2 separate regions of the Mus musculus genome follow, and region 1 is linked to region 2. The links are chromatin loops, found by intact Hi-C in ENCODE. Cell type or tissue: left cerebral cortex. All regions are shown on one strand. Region 1 overlaps Stard9 (START domain containing 9). Region 2 holds the start of Zfp106 (zinc finger protein 106).

Evidence for each region. Hi-C counts contacts between places; a loop is a spot of excess contacts. Peaks named below come from ENCODE experiments on the same cell type or tissue, not always from the same donor. Only the 100,000 strongest peaks of a DNase experiment are listed, where the experiment ranks them.
Region 1: a loop joins it to region 2, with 2.0 times the contacts of the local background. A loop is called at or near these places in 1 of 42 quality-filtered maps.

What each region holds. Positions count from the first base shown.
Region 1 is chr2:120,651,263-120,653,762 of GRCm38, reverse strand. All of the region lies in intron 3 of Stard9 (START domain containing 9), which reads right to left. Among named protein-coding and RNA genes, the nearest start is that of Stard9, 23 kb to the right of the region's middle. In left cerebral cortex, no CTCF peak of the experiment used is centred here; a DNase peak (open chromatin) is centred at 993.
Region 2 is chr2:120,561,426-120,563,925 of GRCm38, reverse strand. Zfp106 (zinc finger protein 106) reads left to right here and starts at 67. Exons shown (of 22, transcript NM_011743.3): 1 at 67-239. In left cerebral cortex, a CTCF peak has its summit at 1,482 (motif pointing right); DNase peaks (open chromatin) are centred at 53 and 572; H3K4me3 peaks cover 1,165 bases; H3K27ac peaks cover 577 bases.

The sequences.
Region 1 (2,500 bases), 90 kb before region 2:
TGAAGAAACTAACTCATAGAACAGCTATTTTTCAGCTTAGCACATTTCCTCCAGTCTGTAAGTATAACATTCCCATTTGCCAATGAATAGAAAATTTATAAAACACTAGTTCTTGGCTGGCTGTAGTGACATACACTTTCAATTCCAGTACTCGAGAGCCAGAAAAAGGCAGATCTCTATGAATTCAAGGCCAGCCTGGTCTACAAAGAAAGTTCCAGAATAGCCAGGGCTGTTAAAATAGAGAAACCCTGTCTCCAAAACAAAACAATGAAAAACAATACCCCCCTACTCCGTTCTCAGATTTTAGCATGCATCTCAAGTACCCAGACAATATTAAAAGAATGTTGGTAACACAGGGAGAGGGAGGAAGGAGAGATACATAAGTATACATAAGTATGCCTGAAAAAGTCATAAAGAAACACATTATTTTATAAGGTTATTTTAAAATACTGATGTAGTGTGTGTGTGTATGTGCGCGTGCACACGTGCGTGCATATACAGTTTAAATGGAGTTACACCACAGCAGATGGCAATGCTCCTTTTGACCACACAGTTCATAATACATCACTTGAGCCAGATGAGGGTTGTGAGCAAAGGCAGGGCTACACAGAATCTGCATCATAGTCTCAATGCTTCCAAAACCTTCCTCAACACAGTGTTTACTTAAACACAATACCACATCTGTGGAGAAAGGAAAAGCAAAACAAAAACAAATGAGCACTTCCTTCCTAGCCTTTAGACTCATCGTTCCTTCCCTTTTCCTCAAATATCACCGTCTCTACGCACACTGCTCTCACGAGGATAGCATGTAAAAGATCAGCAGTCCCGGGAGCTGGACCCTGTGTCTAGCGCTGCCTTGGCTTCACTATCACAAGAAAACCTAGGCAAGTCCCTGAAGTGCTTACTGGACAGAAGGGAACTCATTTAAGGCTGAGGCTCAGACATGGCACCCACTGTAACACAGTGAATTCACAGTCATGGAAAGAATGAGTAATGAATATATAACTCTGGACTGACTCCAGTACACTCACAAAAGACATGTGGAGGAAAATTACATTATGGCTGTTCTGTAGCTTTCCTCTAAATCCCGCCTGAATTACTCTCCACACGTGTTATCTTCATTCAGCAGCTCATCACCAGGTCAGTGTTGCACACGGCGCTGTCTTTTCAGTGTGCTCACAGAGCTCCTCAGCATTGTTTCTAAGGGGTCTGCTCCAGCAGCACTAAGAGGTAGTCAAGAAGGACCAACCTGCTTTGCATTGTTTGCGCTGCAAATCCTTATACAGAAGGAAGCAGGACGCTGGAGATGTGGCTCAGTGGGCAGGGAGCTCACCAGACAAGACAGATGTGAAAACTAGTGTTTGGGTTCTGAGAACAGAAGAGCTGGGTGGGTGTGGCACCTCACCCATCATCCTAGCATGCAGGAGAGGAAGGCAGGGAATCCCAGCTAAATTAGGCAAAAAGTTGAATCCAGTGATAGAGCTGCCTCAGCACTTAACTCAGAGTGACTGAGGAAGACACGGGGCATCAACCTTGGGCCTACACACGCACGCACGCACGCACGCACGCACGCACGCACTTGTTTGCACATACAAGAACCTTCATACATGCCTCCACACCACACATACACAAATATGGGGGAAGGAAAACAAGCCCAAACGATTGTGCCTATGTGGAAAAACTTTTCCGACAATTATGCTGCTAGAAGCTTATTTCCTGTTTTTAATCTTGTTGAGTCTGAAGGGTCTCTCCAGGTCAGTGTTGGTGCATACTCTAGCAAGGCCAGTTGAAGCCCATCTCACTTTAAGGTTTGGTTTAACAGATTTTGTGATGCATCTGCCTTAGACAGCCCCACTGGCAGTACACCTCCTGCCTAAAGCCATATTCCCCTCCTCCTGTCCCAAAGCCTTTGCAGAAGGGACAGGCTGCGTGTTAGTCACAAGACCTCAAAACACACTGATGTCAAGCCACTTCTTCCCCTTCAGCCCTCAGACTTCAAGTCAATTTCAAACTACACAAAGCTAACTCCAGCTTTACAAATATTCCTGCAACAAAGAAGCAGGAGGATCTTAATTCTCTGTCTCCAAACAAAGAAAAACAAAGCAGCACGTATGAAGCCTTCTGGAGTCTTCACTCCCCTCTGATTTGAAACTGACACCCCAAGGAACAGCACAGATAAAAGAGAACCTACTTAGAAAAAGGGGTGCCAGGAATGCTGAGATATCCTGGGAAGAAAAAGAGCACCATGAGCTAGTGTAGCTCTGTAATCTCAGAGGAGGCTGAGGCAGGAGGACAACAAATTGAAAATTTATCATAGTTACATAATGAGTTTCACAGCACACTAACTATAGGGCTGGTGTGCAGATCCTAGCCCCAAGGGAGCACCTCCAGCTATATACAGTTCAACATCTGATCCCAAAGTATAAGCTATTGCCTGTATCTCACAGAGTACTCAAGTCCACAAAAGTAGTCAGGTAATTTGGAATAAGGCATCTTGGGG
Region 2 (2,500 bases):
TTCAAATAAAGCTAGATGGTTGAAAAGGGCGGATGGAGTGGGAGGGGAGAGGGAGCGTGCTGAGTTGCGTGCGCCTGCGCGCTTGCGCGATGGTGGTAGTAGCGGCGGCGGCGGCGGCGTCAGTGCCCGGCGGGGAGCGGGTCCCGGGCCGCCGCCGGACCGGAGGCTAAGGGGGCGTCTGGGAGCTCCCTCGCCGGGTCCTCGGCGGCCAGATGGCGTAGGAAGGTCGGGCTGTGAGTGTGAGTAAGGAGGATGCGGCCTGGTTGGGCGTATCGGAGCCCGAGGGTCTGCCCCCTGGACAGGTGGTGGAGCTGCGCCTGCATGCGACCACGCTACGATGCCCCTTCTGACCTGTGTGGGTTTAGGGTTTATTGGCGAGCGGTGCGTCTGGCTTCTGGGCACAGATTCCAGCAAGGGCAATCCGATTCTGTTCGCAACCCAGACTGGACGCGTGGCTCCAGGTTTTTGACCTTTGGGGCAGGCCCTGACCTCTGTCGGCATGGGGTCTAGTCTAGGAGGAATCTCAGCCTTAGTTTAAAAGCTGTAGGTTTCAGGCCAGGGCCATCTCTAGCCTTCCGAGACTAACAGTGTCGCCTCTTTTTCCTGCTTTTGAGGACTCTACTTGTGGGATGCGTCTTAGCAATGTAGTAGCAACTAGTGGAACGGTATGTGTCCATTTAATATTTAGTACGATTTTGGTGCGTAGTGTGGAGAGGAGATTATTGCACCGCCTCCCGTTTCAGTCTGTTAGGTATAGTCATCTTTGAAAGTAACGTAAACTATCTTTTTGGGGAAGTTCCAGATTTCAGTGTTGTGTGTGTGTGTGTGTTTTTTTACCCCAACTTGGAAGCAGATTACAGTTCTAGCCACCATATCGGTTTATATTAAAGTGATTCCAATCACAGACTGATTAAGAGCCAAATCCTGTTCTAAAACTACAGGGGGGAATCTTAAAAGTGTAACGCCAAAAAACGAAAGAATGAATGATCAGATTCATCTACGAGTTACTTAGTATCTGCTTTGCGTGTGATAAGTACATTCAGGTGTGTCTTGGGAATTTAACAAGCTGTTGTAGTAGATGTTTTTGGGTAGTACTTTTTACATGAGGTACTGAGATACTGAGAGTGATTTGTTGAAGTTTTCACGTTGTGGAGTTAGTGAACTTCATCTCCGGTGATGGCTACGCTCATCTCTTTCTGATACACCCAATTAGACATTCTTTTTTTGTTTTTGTTTTTATTTTTGTTTTTTGAGACAGGGTTTCTCTGTATAGCTCTGGCTGTCCTGGAACTCACTTTGTGGACCAGGCTGGCCTCGAACTCAGAAATCCGCCTGCCTCTGCCTCCCAAGTGCTGGGATTAAAGGCGTGTGTCACCATGCCCGGCTTTTTTTTTTTTTTTTTAAAGACTTATTTGTTATTATATCTAAGTACACAGTAGCTGTCCTCAGATGCACCAGAAGAGGGCGTCAGATCTCATTCCGGATGGTTGTGAGCCACCATGTGGTTGCTGGGATTTGAACTCAGGACCTTCGGAAGAGCAGTCGGTGATCTTAACCACTAAGCCTCTCTCTAGCCCCAAATTAGACATTCTAAGCACTCCTTCGAGATCGGACTGAACTACTAGATACAGAAAATAGTAGAGTTTATTTTGATTCATAGTTTTGGAGAGAATCTGGCTTATGTAGCCCAGACTGGCCTCAAACTTGATCCTGAGTTCAATCACAGTGCTGGAATTTCGTACAGCCCATCGTAGATTTTAACTGGAGAGAGGGTCAAGATGGATTTTTGAAGAGAGCTTCAACAGTCAGGAAAGAAAAGGTGTGAAGGGATTTCATCAGTCTGGTGCAGAACCAGTGGCTTTGACACAAGGAAGGTGTTTTAAACAGAAAAACCATGTCCTTACTGTACATCCAGATTAGAACAAATTCAAGGCTGGTCTCTGAGAAAAGCAGGGAACATTGAGTGCCTTGGCTCTTAAACCCAAGATGAGATCTCTACATAGTTTGTGTTTTGTAAATGGGTTCTGGAAAGGGAAGTTGAGGATTTTTATACTAAAGGTTACATTACTCTTAACTGCTCATCTAGGATGCAAGTTGCCCATGAACAGCTTACACTCTGTTGCTGTGGTTGTAGTCTGAAAGGGGCTGTCCAGAAGTATGAGCTACCAGGTGTGTATCAGAGGACTTGTAAAATTTGTGCTTTTGTTAGACTGAGCCACTTCTGAAAGTGGAAAATGTTTGTCAAGGATGAAGGATAGAAGTGGTTCCAGAGTTTCAGTTTCACAGTCTGTGACTTTTTTTTTTTTTTTTTTTTCTTTTTCTTTTTCTTTTCAAGCTAAACAAACACTTTTTGGTTTTTCGAGACAGGGTTTCTGTGTGTAGCCCTGGCTGTCCTGGAACTCACTCTGTAGACCAGGCTGGTCTAGAACTCAGAAATCCACCTGCCTCTATCTCCCAAGTGCTTGGATTAAAGGTGTGTGCCACCACTGCCCAGCCCTAT